Linked DNA regions of Mus musculus: region 2 is linked to region 1. A link is a loop called in an ENCODE intact Hi-C map of the cell type or tissue named here. Cell type or tissue: heart. All regions are shown on one strand. Links, peaks and the distances in the headings refer to the core of each region. The heading gives the core; the rest is flanking DNA. Region 1 overlaps Klf12 (Kruppel-like factor 12). Region 2 overlaps Klf12 (Kruppel-like factor 12).

What was found. A loop is a pair of places that touch in the nucleus more often than their neighbours do. Peaks named below come from ENCODE experiments on the same cell type or tissue, not always from the same donor. Only the 100,000 strongest peaks of a DNase experiment are listed, where the experiment ranks them.
Region 2: it touches region 1 in a loop (2.1-fold over the local background); 3 of 42 quality-filtered maps call a loop at or near these places.

What each region holds. Positions count from the first base shown.
Region 1 is chr14:99,936,617-99,948,047 of GRCm38, reverse strand. It overlaps Klf12 (Kruppel-like factor 12), which reads left to right. Exons shown (of 7, transcript NM_010636.3): 5 at 5,952-6,014. Among named protein-coding and RNA genes, the nearest start is that of Gm22970, 170 kb to the right of the region's middle. In heart, for the core only: no CTCF peak of the experiment used is centred there; no DNase peak of the experiment used is centred there; H3K4me3 peaks cover 351 bases; H3K27ac peaks cover 933 bases.
Region 2 is chr14:99,997,462-100,008,892 of GRCm38, reverse strand. The region is part of intron 3 of Klf12 (Kruppel-like factor 12); the gene reads left to right. Among named protein-coding and RNA genes, the nearest start is that of Klf12, 150 kb to the left of the region's middle. In heart, for the core only: no CTCF peak of the experiment used is centred there; no DNase peak of the experiment used is centred there.

The DNA.
Region 1 (11,431 bases), core at 4,521-7,020:
AACTGCAAAATGTATCCTTTAAAATTTCCCTCTTCTCTCTCACTAGGAAATTTCCATGTCTACTTCATAGTTCTATTCATATGTCCCCCTGGTGGTTTAACTGTACCTGCCACTGCTCAGCACAAGGCATTGTGTGGGCCTTTGTCTCTGTGCCCTGACTCTGTAGGACAGGCAGCCTGAAACCAGAAGATCTGTCAAAACCAAGAGCGCCTCCTACATCTGATACAGTCACTGCCACAGCATGCAGGGATCTACAGCACATCGGAGGCCTAAGGCACTGCCTGGGATGGGGAAATACTCAAGTAATAGTTTACATTGAAATATGAGTAAGTGGCATCCCATCCAAGTTGGCTACATAGAAGAGATAAGAGAGCCACACAATAGAAGAAATGTTGGTATTGTCCTCCTGCCCTTGCTCCTGTCTCCTTAGACATCCACCGGAGCATCTACATTCTAATGTCATCTTCACATCCTAGTTCTTTCTCACCATTGGACAAGACCACATTGTTCAACTCACAGCTTCCATTCACGGTCTTCTTGAGGTGACTCAGTGCTAAGGTTCTCTGAGCATGCTTCCACAGCCAGGTTCTTCCTGGGTTCTGGAGAGCCGAACTCAGGCCCCCGTGCTTTTATGACAGACAGGTCCTTGGTTGAGTTTTCTATCTCTCCAGCCCAGGCTATACTTTTTAACACACTTTAATGTAAAGTCTCTGAATGCCTGCTGCATCAGGATAAGTGTTACAGTAAATGTGGAAGGCAATGATCATAACATGAATTCCATATGCTGTTTAATTTCACTCCATGCCTCTAAAAATATTGATGCCTTCACATAGGAGAGGATGTCAAAAAAGGCTCTAAAAGAAAGATTAAAAAATATGTTAACATGTTGACAACATATATATGGATAATAGTATCAAAATGGAATCAACTGTTCTTTATACTAACTAGAGAAAGTGGTGTGTATGTGTGTAAAATTTCTTCTTTTGCTTAGACGGTTGACAGCATAAACCATGGACTCACACCAACACATGAAACACCTACTTATGATATGACTCATACACTTTGATATATGGCATTTGTAATGCTCGTAAATCACTTCACTTAATGCTTGCATCCTCTTTATTTGTCCAGGTGTAGCATGTATCTATTAACATACCATCTGGACTAGCCTGAATACTCATGAGAACTTGTTCCTGATGCTTTGAGTCTAAGAAAAAGCAAAGCCAATGATTATTTCTAAATTATCTTTCATATGTTTTGCATAAAAACATGCTGATACTTAATAATAACTGTGGGTTTATTTCTAAGTCCTTGACAAGTGAATTATTTTGCAGTAAAGTGAATACTTAAAAGGACTCTGGGGCCATTTGCGTAGTTTGTAGGTAAAGGTGTTGGCTTATACATAATAGAGGAATCAGACAATGCAATAGCAAGTATTTATGTGTGCTAATTTCTGAGTTATTAAATACCTAATGATGCTAGAAGAGTGATGTCCTATAGAAACTTTCCTTGGTCTGTGAAGTAGTTTATTCTGACTCTTTCAGTAGGATGCAATGTCCTGACACAGAGCCTGAGAGCCAGAGAGACAGTGGGTTTGTTGTTGTTATTGCTGTTGGATTGTCTATTTGGTTTTCTGATAACCTTGGTGTGTGAAGTTTATCCTGCTTTTGTCAATAGAAAGCCATCTCTCTTACATGGGACAGCCTTGTGTGTCATAGTGCTATTTCTTGAGATGCCTCCTTTGTTCCTGTCCCCACAGAGACAGCATAGGACTGAGAAACCCTGGTCTGATTGAGGCCTGAAAGGGACAAAGTAAGGGTTGGAAGTAGGTAATCTCTTTTCTTATCCATCACCAGGAATTGTGGACTGGAAGGCACTCATACCATAAAAGATAAGTTAGAAAAAAGCATGGCACACTGATTCCATCTAAGACTTGTATGCTAGGGGAGACATTGGAAAGATCAGCTGAGAGACTCTCAGGTAATTGCTTACTTTTATGCTTAGGTTTCATGCCACATGGACAGCTAGCTCTTTGGAAATGTGATCAGGTGACATGATGTGATCAAAGGGTGACAAATTGGCAGAAGGAAACCCAGTAAGAAATGGCTGTTCTGATTATTATGTAGGTGGTAAGATGGCGAGGGGAGCCATGTTCGAAATGTTTTCAGTTAATAACAGAATAAGCATCAACATGGGGAGAGAAAAAGGACATAAAGTGAACCCTAAACACACTTGTGGCTGAAAGGCCAAGCCAAAGAGAAGCAGAAAAGCTTAGAAGATGGTCCACACTTTTTGAGACAAGAGAGCTGCCGAGAGAAGAGTGACAAATTACGATAGTGTGGGATGTGAAGGTTGAAAATTAACACCAGATTGGAAAACAGGGGTGGTATGGATGTCTATGGGCAGGAGACTTAGTAAAGGAGACTTTAGTTGCATGGTGCTATGTGCTTCAGTGGAGCTGGGTGGTACCTTAGTGGTAGGGTACTTGAAGAGCATGTCTGTTAGATCCTGCGTTCAAACCCAGTACGGATAAAAGCATTTAAATTGTTTGTTTGTTTGTTTGTTTGTTCTAAGCACAAGTAGCAGTCATATACTCTAAAGTAACTTTAACAGTATAATTCATACATAAATCAGTGGTGTGGACAGTAAGAATCGCAATTAGATGTTATTCGCTGTGCATTGAGCATCACTATCAGATGTCATGGTATGCACTGAGCATGGTTGTATGTGATAGACATTGATGTCACTGGCAGCACTGTAGTTTTGCTTACAGCAATATCATAGGGACATGGGACACTAGGTGACTAGACAATGGGATTGTTTCAGTCCTCTTACAAACGCTCGAGGCTGTGGTCCTCTGTGTGTTTCCCATAACTGTAACAATGTCCCTTGGACAGATGCGGATACTGAGATCTGGGTAGATATTGTGACTTGCCTTAGAATGCACTGTTGCTAGCTGGCAACGCTTTGGGTTAATCCCAGGAAAGGCGGCTAGACAGTCTGCACCCCACATTTCTTTGTGTCAGTTCTCCTTGATGTCATAAGTGGCCGCACAGTATGTGGGTGAGATAGTGTCCCCACCCCCAGAAACTCATCAGTGCTTCATAGCTTGTGTCTAGGACCGAGACTCCACATGCCACCTCTTACTGCCAGTCATTCGTGTCGCCTCCTGGAGGCACTGAAGAGCAGAGCCGTCAGTCTCCTAACTCTTAACAGTCATTATGACACAGAATCTGAGAAGCAGGTTCAGTCCTCGCACCCATAGAAGGGAGAATTATTTTTACATTAAGATATCAAAGAGGTTCAAACATAGCAAGAAAGTGAAAAAGAAGAAAAGCTCAGAATCAAGTGAAATCGTAACATGCCTGGAGCCCCAGATGAGTCAGTGTGTATAAATAGAACAACTGGTGTACAGGGCCCTGGTGGTGCGCCGGGCCTCTTCTGTGTGATGTAAATCACCCCGCGTGAGCAGTAATATCCCACATAGCAATCAGTATCTGTAGAGTGCATTGTCAGATCCGCTGTGTTACACAACACCAAGATCATTCCCTCGCTTCTGCCTGGAGTGTCCCTTTTCTTTTCATATCCAGCAGTTAGCACTAAGGCCTGAAACCCTTAGTTACAGAACAAAGTGGCTCAGGAGTAATGGAGCCTGTGTGAGGCTCCAAGAAGAATAATGAACGTGCCCAGCAAGCTTCCTGCCTAGATGCAGGTGCAGAAATCAGGGGATCATGAATAATGCATGACATGCAGATTAGACGGTAGTTTGTGCTACTGGGTTTTTGACTCTGCTACCTGCCTGGCTGCTGTATGTGGGGAAAAGGCAGATAGCAGAGGGGCTGCCATTTAAAATGGAGCTCACCCAAACTCTGGCATGTGCATGTCCTTTTGAAGGAGTAAAATTTTAAGTGATAGCTGACATGTAAGAGTTGTGATCTGAATTTTTGGATGAAGTAGACTCAGAGGAAGAAGATACTTGCCCGTTCCTCGTTTGAGTTTAAGAAATGTTAGAATTATTTGGTCATACAGATAATCAGAATCAGTTTTCTGCTTTTGTTTCTCGCCCCCCCCCCCCAAACCATGATGGAAATTGTGTATTTATAGAATTTGGTCTAGGATCACCGAATTTTTTTCTCAAAGATACCAATGTCTAGAAGGCTTTATACTTACGGAGTAGTGAACCCAAGCCTCCCTCCCTCATGTTCCCATGAGATGTGAAGTGGGCAGCCATGATGCCAGATACTGTGATCATTCAACTTCAGCTGGAGGTGACCATGAGGACGACAGGGTTTCTCTGTACTTTTGGGCTTCAGGATTGCAGTAAAGGGGATAAAGGCTTGAAGGACTTGGTGAGTAGTGGAGAGCTGAATCCTTGAAGCAAATGACCTCTGAAAATACACTTAACTCTTGGGACCAAGACGTCAGCGAGGCTCTAGAGAGGAAATTCACTGTGAGTATGCTATTTCAAGAAAGCAGGGCAGAATGGCTTTTGCTACCTTCTAGGTAACTCTTGTCTCCCTCGGATGTATCTCCATACATGAGAAAGATAAGTATGTGTATCTTGAGGGGCTGGAGTATAAACCGGCTTTCATTCTCGCTGACTCTGTCATTTCCGCCAGGGCCCCAGTTTGGACAGCTGCCAAGACCAACAGGTGATCCTTGTGGCTGCAGATCAGCAGGAAGTGGGGCTGTGCTTGAATAAGGCAGTTCAGCGAGGGGCTGTCTGGCCTCCCTCCATCTTTCTGCATAATTATCACCCCCTTCCCCCATGCAGAGCAGAAAATCTGTGCTGAGCAGCTCAGCTGCAGCCACCATCAAGAAGCCTAGGAGAAGAAGCGTGTTAATAATGCTCGAGGAATCAAGTAGGAAGTACAGGCCAGCTCGAGGCTTGGGAAAGATGCAGAAAAGGCTGGCCTGGCATGCCCTGTCTGTTTTGATGTGATTTTCACTGAACAGCAACAAGGGGCCGGGGTTCAAAGGGACCCCAGACTTTGGTTTTAAGGGAGTCTTAAGGCCAATTAAGGTAATTTTGTTTCTTTCCTTCATCCTTCCCTGACTTCCTCCCCTTCTGTTTTCCTCCCTCCCTGTAAATAAAAGTAATGTGTGGGTGTGGAGACTGGTGAAGAGGACTCAAGCTGAAAGCATGACTAGATCTCATGAACCCTAGGTAAGCATCCTAAGCCAGCAAGAGAGAAGGCAGCCACAAGGCAGCTGAAGTAGGCCATAGGGTTTCCCAGCTGGTAACTGGGAAGAGAAGGATAGGGCCGCTGGCTCCAAGTTAGAGAATACCAGTAGTTCCTGGATGCTTTGAACTCAAACCCTGCATGACTCAACCCCGGAAGATTAGGAAGCTATATATTGACGTCTATTACATGGCTAGCACTTTGAATTCACTTTGCCTTCCGGATCTCAAACACAAACATAGATTCCAGAAAGCCTGTCTCCTGGAAATAACTGTCTCTCCTCCCATCCCATCCTGTCCACACAAACCCTGTTTCTGGATGTGTGGGTGAAGTCCTGCTGTTTTTGTAACTTTTACATTTAGAAATTGACCCAAAGAATGGCCACTTCATTGTCTCTTTGTGCAGTTTCCATGGGAACGGACATAAGAGGGCTCACTGAGGACAGGTACCACGCCCTCTGAATATTATATGCACTCTTACCCCCCAGGCAATAATTACATCTTCAGTAGCTGTTTCTTCTGCTAAAGAGTACATCTGTTCAATGAAATTCTTGGTTCTGCAGTTAATGTGTGGCACCTTGGTACCTCGGGAGAGATAAAGAACAAAGCAGGCCCTGGAATTTAATTAATTGCACCTGTTTATTAAGAGTTGGTCAAGTTCACAGGGAGAACAAAGGAAGCAATCCTAAGAAAGTTCACTGATTAAGCAGACTGTGTGCAGCGAGGAATGTGTTTTCTCAATGACTGACTTACTCTGGTCTGTTGACAGGGTACATCCATCCCCGGTATCCAGGGTCCGAGGAAATCGAATGAATAACCAGAAGTTTGCTTGGTGAGTATGCAAGTTAATTTATAAATATTTGTAACTCTTTTATTGCTGTGGGGGTTTCGTTTTGTGTACTGAGGCAGTGTTATGAATCCCAGAGGTGCCTGGAATAAACCAACAAACAAATGCTGATGGAATTACTCTGCAGTTAAACCGCTTCATCACCATCGTCTGGGAAACGTTTTTGCCATAACATATGTAATCTAACTTCCCAGGATCCGACATTTCTCCTTTGAAAACAGTGGCTCCTTTTTAAAAAGATGGCTTAGTTAACCCAGGATTTGAGTGGGTTGTCACCTTTAACTTCTCATGACAATTTGTAGGTAATTAATCGTTTGTTAATTTTGGTAATTACTCTTCAGATGACCTCTATCCTCCTTTGGCCTTGAACTTGAATGTCTATTGACATTTTTTTTTTTTTTGCAGAAAGGGTAATGCAAAGATGTTTAATTGACAACTTCTTGAATAAGAGTCTAAGTGGATCTTCCCAGGCATGGCAGGAAGTTGTTTCAACTACAGGACATTTGATAAATGGTTCTTTGAGGAGCCAACAAAAGGACTTCAAAAATGTTTTATGTGAAACCAAGGAAATAGATTAATATTGGCTCAAAAAAATCTGTTTCTTTATATTACTGCACAAAATTAGACTTTCAATTTATAATGTATCATGGGAAAGAAGATAAAAGAAAGAAAAATGAAAGAATTGAGCCATGTACTATGTTACTACAAAAACTGGGCAGAAGTTCATAGATCTCTCTTATTTTTTTGATTATGCTTAGAACAGGATTTTGATTAGAAACTATGAATTTTTTTTTGTTTAATGTGGGAAGATGAATACCAAAGATTCCCCTTCCATATTAATTATATTCCTAAACCAGGACTTTTTTTTTAAGAAATAAAAATGGCACTTTAAATATTACCTGATCAGTTTGCCTCCACTGCCCCATTAAATGCAATTAGCCCTCACAATAGCCTGGTTCTCTTGTGAAATATTACACTTTGCTGTTTCCCAGAGGGAAACGGAACGTGGGGAATGGAGCTTTTTGTTTGCGTGCCCAAAGGCTGGGCATCCCTGATGGTCACTCTAGGTCATTAAAGCACACTGTCCCCTGTCAGACCTGGAAAGATGAGAGACTGACAAAGCCAGGAGATACCAAGAGAAGGCAAGGGAGAGGCCAGGTGCAGTTTGGACTCTAGAGACTCTGCATTCCATCAAGGTTGAAGGTACATTCTACCAAAGAAACTTTACTCTGTGAAGAGAGAACCTGAGATACTCAGGTGAGCAACGTGAGCTGAGGATCCCAGGAACACAGTCAGCCCGGAGATCCAGTTTCCGCCCCCTTGCTCTGAAGAGCTCAATGGGAGACACTGAGTAGATAATGTATTTTCTTTCTCTGCCTCTTTCTTTCTACACAAGAGGTAAAGATCATTTCTTCCTACAAAATTGTACCATGTCACCTGCTAAGTTTAAATGGTACCTCTAAATAAGTGGTCCATGGAAATAACCCAAAGGGATTTTACCACCAGCCCTGAGAAAGCTCAGTTCATGATTACATAACAACATTTATTTATCTCCTAGGCACTGTTATAAGCACCGGGTTAGAAAGATAAATAAGGCATGGTTTCTACCTTCAGATGGCTTGTAGGGGAGGGATGTGTGTTTTTGTGTGACACACAGACCTTATGAATGCTCTGAAGGCCTGATACTCCCAGGGTGCTCACGCTGGTACTGTCTGCATGCTCACATACATGTATGTTAAGCTTAGATTCTCTCATGCAGTAAAGATGATACTCTGTGGACATGCATTTGTAGTGCAGTATTCAGAGGGATCAATTATCACATTTATTTAAGGCCAATCAGAGAGTGGAAGTACTGAGGGGAAAATACGTAGGAAGAAAGAGACTCAGAAGCCTATTCCAAAAACTGAGACTACAGCATAGTGCTAGAGTTCTTTCCTGGCACACTCAAAAGTACTGGATTTGATTCTCAGTGCTAGAAAAAGAAAAGAAAAAGAAAATCCAGCCCAGAAAAGAAAACTACTAATATATTGTCAGTAGGGAAAACAGAGATGAGCCATTGTGTCCTTTAGAGATGAGCACTGGGGTAAAGATGTATTGTTAGTAGGGAAAACAGAGAGATGAGCTATTATTGTGTCCTGTCCTTTAGCGATGAAATCAGAGATGGAAGAAGATGGAGACATTTCTCAATTGATTCTAACAGGAGCACAGATAGATTTAATAAATAAACTTGTTTGGTCAGGCACTAGCTAAAATGTCTATGATCTATACTACCTTGAATCTTCCTTAGGTAAATACTGTGACTCTGGTGTGTGGATGAATTACCTGGCAAAGACAAAGTCCATGAATCATCCAGCAGCTACTCCTAGCGAAGTGATAAATGGTTGATACTTGGTTGTGAAATATTGACTGTGAAAAATTCAGAAAGTTTAACTACTCATCTAGCAGTAGTGAGTACAGGCGAGAGGCATTTGTTTGTCTCAGAGGAGAAGTTGGGGATAATTTGTAGAATTAGACGTCAACTTCATCACTAGATTGGCTTTGCTGGCGTTCGAACTCCAAGGCGTATGCGTGAGAGCATAGAACAGTGTACTCGTGCATTGGGTTGGCCAATGCTCCAATCAGTTAAAGCTGTTCATCAAATGGTCAAATTAAAAAAAAAATCCATAAATAACAGAAAAGCTTGAACTTCCACTGTGGCATTAGATAGATGTAGCTCCACTCAATAGGTTCTGGAAGGCAATTGCTGTGCCCGACAGTTCCTAGACTATTGCTTATTACTGAGGAAAGCGAGTTTAAAAATTTGTAAGTAGCACTTTCCTCTGCATAATGCTGACACAGGGAAGCATCCAGTAGCCACTTTCATGGTGACAGCGCTCTGGAGGAAGAAATATGTGGGCATGTATGTCCTTTCAAAGCAAACAACATCTGACAAAACAAACAAACAAAAGAAATATATTAACATTGTGTTCACGTTCAAGGATGGAACCAGAGCACCAGAGCTTATGGAGTCTAGTGACAGATATTAAGATGCAGCCAGGTTTGAGCTACACATTAACTTCTAGGGATTAAGGAACAATGGAAGAAAGACCTCTCTACAAGGGATAGCGTCACAGCAGTAAAGAAGGCTGGGTCATTATATGATCATTTAGTAAAGAGCCAACTGAAGAAAGTGGGCCATCCCAGATACAAGCCCCATGTCCTCACTGCCCTACAGTGGAGTAGTTGTTGATTTTGGCATTGTTGACCCTTTGGGCATGTGAATGCCTTTCTCCGAATCATGCATCAGACTTCTCTGTCTTTCACTATGGCTCCTATATGCAGGTGTCCATTAACTATTAGAGGGGAGAGGGGAAAATATTTTCCTTGCACTACCCCTTTGGCTCATAGGCTGTGACACTGTTGATTTGACTAACAAGAGCGAGGCTATTATAAGAAAATCGAAGACAGAATTATAAGTGCATTCACTTCTCATTAATGGGGGATTAAACCCAACGAGTGGCTCAGAGTGAGCCACAGTTGGAACCTAGGTTTATGCAGCAACCATAGCATCTTACCAGAGAGTTTGTTTTGTTGTGTTTCATTCTGAGAGATGATGAGACAAAGCGAGTAGACTTTAACTTTCTAGGGATGGCAGGTCATGGAATGGTAGATACATGGGGGACTCTGATGAGAGGGGAAGGCTGTTTAGGTGAGGTCCCCAGTGTCATCCCTAGATTGATAAAGTTGTCTTTCCTGGTAACAATGATGCTGTCCTTCTGGGAATAGAAGTTTTCCCATATCTGCTTCTCTTTAGGATTTACTTTGGGGGGAAGGGGGGATTGTGTAGATGCCCACAGAGAACAGAAGACTTTATTTGATCCTTGGAGCTGAAGTTAGAGGCTATTGTCATCCACTCAACATGGGTACTGGGACCCAAACTCTCATCCTCGGGAAGAGCAGTAAATGCTCTTAACATACTTACCTATCTCTCCAGCCAATAGCTGCTTCTTTTCGTTTACCTTATGCCATGTGGATTCTTATGCCAAACTGCTACATTTTAAAGCATCTTATTCCACTACCTGTCATTATATGAATCTTCTTTTAGACATTGTCTCTTCTTTCTTGGACATGGTAAGGCAAGGAAAACATGCTTGTCATCTTCAAGGCAAGCAGGAATACCTCACTGTCAAAATACTTAATGTGAAGTTAGATTTCCACTCATTGTAGACATGTTTGGTAGAAGCTGATCTCCTATCAAATCCACAGGAGTGGCCATTTGCAAGTCTGAGATCCACCATTACATTCTCAAAGCTGCAATACGAATTGGGGATTTGTGTGTTTGGGTGTATGTGTATTGTAGAATGGTATTGAGAGGGGAGCTATGGGGATTTTTGTCAAACAGACACCAAAGTTAGGTTATGGCCCCAGATATTTGTAAGATGTGCAAGTGCTTAATGCTGTGGTTATCTCTGTATATTTCCATCCTCAGCTTTTCATGAGTTCTTCTCCTTCTTTTTTCCCATCCAATCTTTCCTGTTCCTAAAGGTTTAAAGGACCTGGTAGCAGTCATTGTTTGGTAGTGGTAGTAGTTGAACAGAGTCTATAGAACATGTGCCAAGAGTCATTGCAGGCATTGGTACTTGGTGCCACATAATGGAGACTTTATGGTTATTTTTATGCTGACACAGAAAGTGAAGCATTTCTTCTCATTAATAGAAATTGTCCTCAGGAAAGCAGAAGTAATTTTCTCTATTGGATATTGCTATCACTATCTCAATTATGATTTCTCCCATACCAGTGTGCCAGAGATTGTATAGACATGGAAAATCCTTGCTTGAATCATCTCCAGCCAAATTATGCATCCTGGATTGAATCACAGTTGACCTTTAACTGTGTGTGTCACAAGTTTTGGTGGAGGGCAGGAAGTTCCTATTCATACTTGTTTTACTATAGGAGATGTGCTACGTTCAGCTTAAATATAATAATATAAGCTTAAATACCTATACAACTGCAAATGTTACCACTGGCTTCATGGAGTCTCCGAGAGGGATGAAATTCAAGTCCTTTTATGCCATAAAAACAAGATGAGTCTTTCTTGTCTACACCTTCTCCTGTAATAATGGAAGACACTGAGGCTATTGCTTTGAGAAACTGCTAAAAAAAAAAAAAAAAAAAACAACAACAACAACAAAACTGATATACAGATTCAGCCATTTAGGGAGAGAGAGACAATTTGGAAATTGCCAACTTCTGAGCTGTAAGCATCACTAATTCAGGACAACCCCATCACATTACACAAATAGAAATGAGAGACACCCAACACAGAGAAGGGATGTTTCAAACCTGGGCATAAATCCAAGTCCCTACTCACCTGTCTAATAGTCTTTCCACCATGTGGCAGCTGTCTACCAATTTGGAAACTG
Region 2 (11,431 bases), core at 4,919-7,418, 60 kb before region 1:
ATGCCTACCCTCCTTCCTCGGGTCTAGTACTACTTATTCCAGTGAACCATCTGGAGTCTCTGGGTTCCTGAGTATATATTGTTTCTGCACTGTCCTTGAGTTTCCTTAATCTCACAGTGCTTACTCTTCAGAAATAGTATTTGAATTACATTTTAGACAATTGACACAGCGTGGATGTTAATGGTTTCTGGAGTTGAACTCCTGTGAGCGAGAAGCATTCTTGAGGTTCTCAAAGGGTCATAATGAAAACACTGTGCTGTATGGTCATTATAGTCAGTCCTTTCTTATGCTTTTGTAATATATTGTAAAATATTTTACCTGTGAACATATGATAAAGAGGACTTTGATTGGACCTGGATAATTAATTAGAATCAGCAATGTGTCTTATATAATATATTAAATAGTTATGCTAGTCGTATTTCCCAGTATAAGAAATTATGTGTGCCTCCCCGCCACCCCTTGACCCTGCACTGCGGCTAACCTCATCAACACTGTGCAACCGTAAAATCTGGAAACTGTGGAGTATGGATAATCCCACTATAAACTGTAATAAAAATTACCCTTCCAGACTCAATATTCTCTCCATTAAGTTCATAGACACTGTCTCTTTGTACATAAAGTTTTATGAAATAAATCGACCGCTACGCCTGTCGTTACCAGATAGCAAGCTGTTTTGATTTAAAGACTGATGAAGGTACAATCCGTTTTTCCATGTTTGCAGTGCATGCTGAAAACATAAATTTACTTTAACAAACCTTAAGTCGAAGGGAAAATGGTCCTCTTACTTGCACCCTGCATTTAAGTATCTCTTTGTGAGAAAGAATCAATGATGTATTTACCGTGGCTGGCTCATTTGTTGCAGCCATAAAAGGAAGATTTGGTTTCCCGTTTCAGCTCCCTGGCCTTAAAGGTGTATTAAGCAAAAGAAAGCTCAAATCTTAGACCGCTTTGTGGGAATTGTCTTGAACCTTTCTGTGTTTAGAAGGCATTGTCAGTTCCTTGATTGCATTTTTTTTTGTCTCCTCTGTGCTAATCTAAAGGCTCCTCTAATCATCTCTGCTGTGGTCTCTGCCAGAAGTAAATGCTAGAAATCAATCGTCTATAAACACAGGGACCTTTCAGACAGAGGAAACCGTCTAGGGCCCTCACTCATAAATCCTCAAAGGACGTTACTCTGGAGGAAGTCATAATGTTCTAATGAAGGGAGACGAGGGGACAGTTGAGGTGAAAGTTGAAGAAACATACAATTCCGCTACCAGAGTAGGTAGGAGTATGTCAGAGCAGGAAAAGCATGGCCGGCAGATGCAGAACGGAGGACGTGTGCCCAGCATAGTGTGATGCTGTTGTGGTGTCTGATCTGATGTGTTTTCCCATGAGATGCTGCGTATGGTAGGTGCACAACATATGTGCTGTCTATACCCTCAGCAAAGACCTGAGCTCACCACTGCTCCGAAGGCTTTTAACTCCGCTTAGATTTATTTCGTATACTCTATGTGACTATAAGTTTTGGCTGTGCCTACACTGAACATAATAAATAAAAATGGTGAAGGAGAGGAAGTGAAAGGTGTATTTTACCACCCTTATTTTTATGACCTGTGCTCTCTGAAACATTTCCTCAATAGATTTTTTTTTTTTTTTTTGGTTTTCCCAATAGGCACAGAAATGATTGCACTTCACTTTCTGTAGGTTTCCTTACAATAAGTATGTATATATCTACAGATTTTTGAATTACCAGCCTGCTCAGGTTCTATTCTTTTTACTTTGTTTGAAGCCAGCGCACAGATTAGGGAAGTGACTTTTATCTGTAGGGACACTAGGGCAGATGACGGAGAGCAGAGAGGATGTCAACATTATCATCAAAGAAACTACTTGATTCACCAAACCAGGGAATTTCTGGATGGGATGAAATAGGGTCCCGCCGGCTATTGTCCTTGGAGATGTTACTTGATAAGAGTGTCTTAACAGCCTATGAAGTAATGGCCACTAGTAACAAGGGATTGATGAATTGTTGTCAGTCTCTTTTAAGAAGTTGGCAAAGAATGTAACAAATCTTATAAATTTATCTGTTAAAATTAAACAATAACTTTTGTTGAGTATATGTTTCTTTGTAAGTTACATATTTTATCTTTAAAACCTACAATAACTACCATATAGATGTTGCTGTCCATTTTTCAGAGGTAAGAAACTAGAGACACCTGTGGTTCCCCCTCTTAAAGATTCAGCTTAGAAGGGGTAACTTCTTGCATGAAATCACATTGTTTTGTTTGGTTTTGTTTTTATTAGACATTTTCTTCATTTACATTCCAAATGCTATCCCAAAAGTCTCCTATACCCTCCCCCCCCGCCCCCCGCCCTGCTCCGCAACCCACCCACTTCAGCTTCCTGACCCTGGCCTTCCCCTGTACTGGGGCATATGATCTTCGCAAGACCAAGGACCTCTCCTCCCATTGATGGCCAACTAGACCATCCTCTGCTACATATGCAACTAGAGACACAAGCTCTGGGGAGTGCTGGTTAGTTCATAGTGTTGTACCATTTTTCTCATTGCTTGACTGATTTAAGTTTCAAATATTTAATGAATCTGTCAATGTTAATATCCCAACTCTGTTTCCTGAAATGAGGTGCTGTTTAACTGAGTATGAAATCTTGCAGTTAAAAAATCATTTTCGATTTTGGTAAGGGTTTAAGATTTATAATGTATGAAGTAGGTATCTGTAGCAGCAACTGTGCATATACACATATGAGCCATGTGATGCAATCCCACATAGCTAAGAGCCGACATAAGAGTGTGGTATACTGTTCTTCAGTTTCGCCAGCATCGCGCACATGAGAATAATAGCCCCAAGCTGTAGGTTAACATTTCTAGGTGTAGGGAAATTTTGTCAAAGTGTGGTTCACTGAGTTTCAGAGACCGACATCTGTGTCAGTTTTAGACATATCTGGTCCCTGCCTGAAGCTCTTTTCAGGAGGAAACTAGATACAAAGTCCTACATATAACACAGACACGCCTCTTCCTGATAGTGGTTATTTTCCAAAAAGACCACAGGGTGAAAAAACAAAACAAAAAAATAATAAAAAAAACCCACCAGACACAGTCAACATTTAATGTTACTGTTACAATAATATTTATTTTTCTTAGATTAATGAGTTCAATAAAGTCTTGCGCGCCGGCCAATAGCTAATCATCATTAGAGCATTAGACTTTCAAAATCACCCGAGCTTATGTAGCAGATGTTTGGAAATGCTTTCTTCAGATTGGAAAATACATCTGCACACACGTGTGCTCGGAGAGGAAGACCAGCTAGCCTCATAAGAGGAACAGACATCTCGCAGCTCTGATTTCATTGTCCTTTCTAGATGTTTGCCATTCTCTCTCTCTTTTTTTTTAATTAGTTAAATTTATCAAAGTGTGAACAAGGACTTTGCCTGCTCTCCAGAGCATGGGCATCACACTGTGTAGTAGCAGGTTTTGCTGTATTCCTCAAGTCCTACTTTTCATGGAACATAATCCACTTATCATCTAGCAAATGAGTGCTAGTTGCTGCCGCACTCTCCGGTGGCATTATTGTGCCCATTGGTATAATCTGCAATCATCAAGGTAGTATAACCTCCAATTGTGTGTTTTATTATCTCATTATCCACCTCAAAACTAGTACAACTATTAACAGGCCTCTCTTTTTTCTTCCTTGGCCAACTGTGATCATTTTTAATGCTAATCACCATCATAAGCCTTTGGTATTTAAAAGCAAACAACCATTTCAATAATAACTTAAAACGAGTTTTAGCTGTACGATGTGGCCGGAGCGGATATAAATGGAAGGTTGTCACTTTTTCCATTTGTAAATCGAAGCGAGCCACAGGATTTACTACTTTTCCACGATGTGGTCTGCATTGTAAGCACCGGGAACGCAGTGATGCTTAGCAGAAGCAAGAGCATACTGTTATATATATAGTCACAGTATTAGATAAGACCTTATTCCAAAAAAGTTACAAGGAAAATATGCCTCATTATCACTGTTCAGTTGGTATCTGAACTGTTAGTTGCAAGTGTCCAACCGGTCAGTTTACTTAGACAGGCTTTTCATGTTTGGAAATTCCATAGTGCAATGTCCACCCAGTACCAGGACATGCCGGGATATACTTATAGTGGGACTTTGTATTGTCGTTTCTTTAAGCTTTTATATATTAATGTAAATACACTCACATGCATAAAACCATATATTTGACATGTATATATGATCATACAAAAGGTATTATAAAGAAACTGTCACAATTCATAAACTAGAAAATTAGTCGACTTATTATAAACTTCTTACATTTTCGGCCTTGTATTGTACCCTTCAATGAGAAAAGGAGAGTTTGGTGGTGACTCACACCTGTAATCCCAGGGCTGATTGCAGAGGCAAAGGGATCAGGAGTTCAAGGCTACCCTAAACTATACCAGTAGCTCAAGGTCCATCTGTGCCAAAAACTAAATGATCTTTATGTGTCTTACTGAAAGAAATAGGATTACTATGGTACCGGCTTGTGTTTTTGGTTCCTGTTGAATTCATTTCTCAAAAATAAATAAAATTTGAGCTGCCAGGATAAGAAACAGAGACTCGGAAGCCTTTAGCTTCCTTTTCTTCCTCTGAGATCAGCTCTTGCTGTGGGATCAATCCTAGCTGTCCTGGTTGGCACTCTCTCTGTAGCCCAGGCTGGTCTCAAGCTTGTCCCAGTCCTCTTGCTTAGCCTTCTGAGTGCTGAGATTTCAGGCATACACCACGATCCATGGCTTCATTTCAGTTCTTTTTTTTCCCCCTTAACTTTTGCCTCACATTTCCACATTCCTCTCCATACACTTCAATTAGTACTTTCACTAATGCACATTCCTTTTTAAAATACATATATAGGTTACAATAGTACCCACAGCAAGCCCACAATGAAATGAGAAAGTACACAAAGACCCTGACACAAGTCTGTAAGAAGCCAAGCATACACACAGATGTGGTATCCCAAGGACAGAAGCCTCAAAGTCAGGAGGTGGATGGGAGTGATTGTGACGTCAGGAGAAATCTGCTTCTGAGAAAAGCATTAGTTACAGAATCCACATCTACCAGAGCAATGGTAAGGGTGCAAACCACTGGGCTTTGAAAGAGCATAGCACATCCTTAGTGGGAAAGTTCAGTGTACAAAAGGATGAATAGGTCGATATGATCGAATGAAACACATGTAGACGTGGAAATGAAGCATGAAGATATTCACAGATGCCGTTTTCATTAGCCTTTGCTTGTCTATCACTTAGACTTGTCTCACTATGTTTTCTTGCTTGATAGTTTGTTTCCTTTGGTGTGATTTATTCATTTCAGTGTGAGTTTGTTGTGGTACTGTTTGTACACTATGTATGTGAGTTGGGACAGGGATATATTATAATGAAACTACAGATTGAAAGAAGCTAGGCGGTATACATTTACAGCAAGCTTCAGGAGAACACAGAAAGTTGCAGAAGGTAGAGGTTAGCGAGATAGCTTTGATGTCTGTCTGTGAAGGGATGGATGCAGTGAGATGTGGAGGCAGAAGCATCAGAGAACCATTTGTGGAAACTGGATGAGCATGTCTGAAGGCCTGGTCAGCAGTCCCTTCAATAAAACTAATGGATTTTAAGGGTACAAGAAAAGGTGGATCTAGAATATTTCTGAAGTTGTTGTTTGGGAAATGGCAACATGTTTTAAATGTTGAGTAGAAAAATACTTAGATTGAAAGATCACGTTGAGAACTTGAGCTAGGAAGTAGCATCCCAGAGAAAGGGAGACAAAGTGCAAAAGAAAACAGACAGGACTGGAAGTATTCTAAGAGCTATCAATATCCACTCTCAGACAAGAACATATCACATTGCCGAACTCAACAGAGATATCTCAAAATCTGTGAAAGTTAAGGGAGATACTGAGTCTCCGAGTGTCAACAGGCTACCATAATTCCAAAGGTTGACAATGAATCAGAGAAGGTTCAATCAGGAGGCATGAAGAACACCTCATGAGATGCTTTGCAAAAGAGTTTAAGAACAGCAGAGACTTTCAGCAAAAACACATGCGGTTTTTTTTCTCTTAAAGTTCAATAAATATTAAATTATTTTTTTCAGAAAAATGTAGCCTATACTTATAACTCATACAAATTTGATGAAGCTCGTAATAAAGAATATACTTTCTTTCCTTCCTGTGGTCTCAGACTTGAGATGATTTTTCCCACCGCTTCCCAAGATGTCAAGCAGACTAAATCTTCTGATTGGAATGGCTTTAGAGATTAGACTAGTGTTTTATGCAGCGACCTTAATCTAATATGTGTCTACAGCATGTGCCCACATCACTGGGATTATAAGTTGGCTCAGCCACACTGGAGAACAATTCGGGAATGTACGTGAATTGAACCAAATCCAAATTTTCAGATATATATTGTGAAGCAGCTAGTGACAACATTGCTAGCAGTGAGTATTTTGAAAATTTAATTTTCATTATGAGAATAAATGATAACGGTCCATTCAAAGAATTGTCCATTTTTTTAATTTTTCATTGGATATTTTCTTTATTTACATTTCAAATGTTATCCCCTTTCCTAGTTTCCCCCTTTCCCAGAAACCCTCTATCCCATCCTCCCTCCCCCCGTGCCTCTATGAGGGTGTTCCTCCACCTACCCACCCACTCCCACCTCCCTGCCCTGGATTCCCCTATACTGGGGCATCTATCGAGTCTTCCTAGGACCAAGAACCTCTCCTCCCATTGGTTGCAATAGAGTGCAGCCTGTTAGACTGCAATAGAGTAAACCAACAAAATGAACAACGCAAATAGATATCACATGCCATGTTGAGGTAAATAAAGCAAATTAGAATATGATATTGTCATATTATACTTTGTTAAAAGAAATGGCGTACGTACCCTTCATTTTGTTCACATGAAAGATATGCAACAGAGTTAGGCACTAGCACCCACGTCGAATGTTTCTCAGAGTATTATTTTCTTTGTATCAAGGTTAGATAAATGGATGTGAGAATAATGGAAAAGAAATGCTGTTTATGATTTGGATTCACTACTTAACTGAATAAAGAGGCATCAAAATAATACAAAATCAATACTGCCGGGGGCCTTGGATGTGATGGGCTTAACACACAGGGCACAGAGGAAGCATATCTACACTCCTGACAGCAGGCAGAGCCACTTGGATTATAATGAGACATCTAAGCTCTCAGATCCTTCCTGTTTGGCCTGAGGAACAGCCAGTGTTTAGTGCTGAGGTAACTTGGCAGCACTTTTTTGAAAAGCATAACTAGGTGATGTTAAGAATATAGAACCATATGTACCCCAAAGGTCAGCCACGTGTGAAAATTCTGTTTTCTTCATTACTGCAGAAAAGAAACAAACAAACAGACCACCAAGATCCAAGTCCTGTGCTTGTTTCCTTCCACATACAGCAGCACTCAGTGTACCAGGCACTTGCCTGGAAGAGCCTGAGACCACATTTTCTGTTGTTACCCCCTGCCTTCTTCAAAATGAAAATCTTCTGGCAAATCCAAGATAAGCTTTACCCAGAAGCTAATGCAAATATAGAATGTATATAGGAGAATGGAAAAGCCTGGTGCGTGCCCCCTCTGCCCTGTGCTGCTCCAGCCTAGCAGATGACCTAATAGAGCAGTGTTCTCACAGTGCTTGATGACTGACCTAGCCAGTCCTGCCATGAACACAGTGCAAACGGGCACTCACACAAATGTCTTTATAAGTCAGGACTGCTGGACCTTATATATGAGAAGGTAGGAAGCATTCCAATGTTTCAAGTGCTTGTGCTCATTGTTTCCTAGATAGATCTTGTGTGGGGCTGATGGATGCATGGGATTTCGGGGATGTTCAAGAAGAAAAGGGGGGGCAAGACTCCAGGAAAAGCTATAGGTGAAAGTGAAAACAATGAGTAGGTGATACAATGGCAGACAAGAGACCATTGGAGTGAGTGCTGGTGTGGAACCTGGAGCAGGAGATTGCTCAGTTGGAATTAAGAAACATGACAGAAGGGTAGGACTTGAGATGATTTTTGATTGTCCTCATGAGTGAGTGGTCCAGCAAGATGTTGAAACACGAGCTGCCGTTCAGAAGTGAGGTTACAACTGGAGAACATGGATTCGGTCATCATCGTGAAATTGTGTGGCACTGCAGGGAAACTCTCAGCAGAGAGATGGAAGGCACAGGGAACAAAGCCTAAAGGCCAGACCAGCGCTCAACAAGCGTTATGTAAAATAAAATGGCTCAGGAAACTGTAGGACAGATAGTCCTAGGAACCGAGAATGACAGTGCTTAGTAAGTAGGTATGACGAGGTCAGCAACACTGCCTCAGAAGAACCTTCTTTAAAAAATGGAAAACCACATGGCTTTTGTGGCAGTTTCTCCTTAGATCATGGCACTGAAATGACCAAATGAAAAAAATAAAAAAACGAGAATAGATGAGTAAAATTTTTATTCACAGTACAAGTGGTGGCTCCCCCAAGCCTTAATTGTTCCATCCCTTGAGCCATAGGAGGGAGAGGGATGTAAGAAGAAACTGGGTCTGAAAATGCAGGGAGCAAGGCTATAGTGCTGAGTGTCCCGCACAGGACCCACAGGGCTGTCACGGGGAAGAGGACCTTGCATGGGGAACTCTACAGACATTATGAGATTATTTTTAAGACAATCTTAATGGAAGGTATTATGTTGTCAAGTATAGAGATAGAAATCAGGGGAGGGAATGGATACAATTGGATATTATATCTAGATAGTAGCCACATCTGAGGATGTAAAAAAACTGATGCAACTTTTAAGTCTTCTTGAGGGGTTCCATGCTCACACACAGCCCCTTCTCTGTAGAGGCAGAAACTGAGTAGAAATGCCGAAAGTAAAACAAGTGAGAGGCAGGGATGCATAGGATGCTGGTAAGGAGACCAGGATTCTGATCTTGGAGCTTGCCATTACTGTGATCCACACTTTATTTATTTTGGGGTCTTTCTCTTTTCATGACCTGATGCACAAGAATAGTCAGTCACCTATTTGGAAAACAAGCAGAGGAATTCAGTTGTCCAAAAGCAGCATGAAGGTCACACTTCATGGCACATACAGATGTTCTGAGTTTAACTGGGTACACAGTGAAGCCAACATGAACAAGTGATCCAAAGATGGACTGGTCAGTGTAGTCTTTGAAGAGCATTAATATTGGCACTGCCAAGTATGGGTCTCCATCTTGACCCCCAGGCACACCAAGCTGGGATCTTAGCACAGACCAGGATTCAGTGCATGAATTCTACTGGACAGCCTCCAGTGACTTTCTTTCCTACCCAGAACGATGTTCTGCCCCCACAAACACTTCCTTCTCCGTAAACTTCTTTTTTTCCTCCCCATTTTAGCTCCAGCTGCTTCTTGCTACTGATGGGAACCCCCGGTGTCTAGATCACACAGCCAGTGCAGAGCCTCTGCATCTGTTGTTTGCTGTCATTGTTATGACCCTTGCCCCAAATAGAAACAAACCAGCTCATGTACAAGCATCTTCCTAGTCCTCCAGGTTCCACTTCTACACAATCATTCCCAGGATAGCTTTCCTCACCTCCATTGCTTCTTTTCTCATTTTTTTAAAATTAAGTATTTATTTCATTTACATTTCCAATGCGATCCCAAAAGTTCCCCACACGCTCCCCACTCACTCCCCCACCCACCCACTCCCACTTTTTGGCCCTGGCTTTCCCCTGTACTGAGGCATATAAAGTTTGAACGACCAATGGGCCTCTCTTTCAACTGATGGCCGACTAGGCAATCTTCTGATACATATGCAGCTGGAGACATGAGCTCCGGGGTTGCAGACCCCTTTAGCTCCTTGGTTACTTTCTCTAGCTCCTCCATTGGGGGCCCTGTAATCCATCCAATGGCTAACTGTGAGCATCCACTTCTGTATTTGCTAGGCCCCAGCATAGTCTCACAAGAGACAGCTATATATGGGCCCTTTCAGCAAAATCTTGCTAGTGTATGCAATGGAGTCAGCATTTGGAAGCTGATTATGGGATGGATCCCCAAATATGGCAGTCTCTACATGGTCCATCCTTTCATCTCAGCTCCAAACTTTGTCTCTGTAACTCCTTCCATGGGTGTTTTATTCCCAATTCTAAGAAGGAGCAAAGTGTCCACACTTTGGTCTTCGCTCTTCTTGAGTTTCATGTGTTTAGCAAATTGTATATTATATCTTGGGTATTCTAAGTTTCTGGGCTAATATCCCCTTATCAGTGAGTACATATTGTGTAAGTTCTTTTGTGATTGTGTTACCTCACTCAGGATGATGCCCTCCAGGTCCATCCATTTGCCTAGAAATTTCATAAATTCATTCTTTTTGATAGCTGAGTAGTACTCCATTGTGTAAATGTACCACATTTTCTGTATCCATTCCTCTGTTGAGGGGCATCTGGGTTCTTTCCAGCTTCTAGCTATTATAAATAAGGCTGCTATGAACATAGTGGAGCATGTGTCCTTCTTAATGGTTGGAACATCTTCTGGATATATGTCCAGGAAAGGTATTTCAGGATCCTCTGGTAGTACTATGTCCAATTTTCTGAGGAACTGCCAGACTGATTTCCAGAGTGGTTGTACAAGCTTGCAATTCCACCAACAATGGAGGAGTGTTCCTCTTTCTCCACATCCTCACCAACATCTGCTGTCACCTGAATTTTTGATCTTAGCCATTCTGACTGGTGTGAGGTGGAATCTCAGGTTTGTTTTGATTTGCATTTCCCTGATGATTAAGGATGTTGAACATTTTTTCAGGTGCTTTTCAGCCATTCAGTGTTCCTCAGGTGAGAATTCTTTGTTTAGCTCTGAGCCCCATTTTTAATGGGGTTATTTGATTTTCTGGAGTCCACCTTCTTGAGTTCTTTATATATATTGGATATAAGTCCCCTATCTGATTTAAGATAGGTAAAGATCCTTTCCCAATCTGTTGGTGGCCTTTTTGTTTTATTGATGGTGTCTTTTGCCTTGCAGAAGCTTTGCAATTATATGAGGTCCCATTTGTCAATCCTCCATCTTACAGCACAAGCCATTTCTGTTCTCTTCAGGAATTTTTCTCCTGTGCCCATATCTTTGAGACTTTTCCCCACTTTCTCCTCTATAAGTTTCAGTGTCTCTGGTTTTATGTGGAGTTCCTTAATCCACTTAGAGTTGACCTTAGTACAAGGAGATAGGAATGGATCAATTCCCATTCTTCTACATGATAACCGCCAGTTGTGCCAGCACCATTTGTTGAAAATACTGTCTTTTTTCCACTGGATGGTTTTAGCTCCCTTGTCAAAGATCATGTGACCATAGGTGTGTGGGTTCATTTCTGGGTCTTCAATGCTATTCCATTGGTCTACTTGTCTGTCACTATACCAGTACCATGCAGTTTTTATCACAATTGCTCTGTA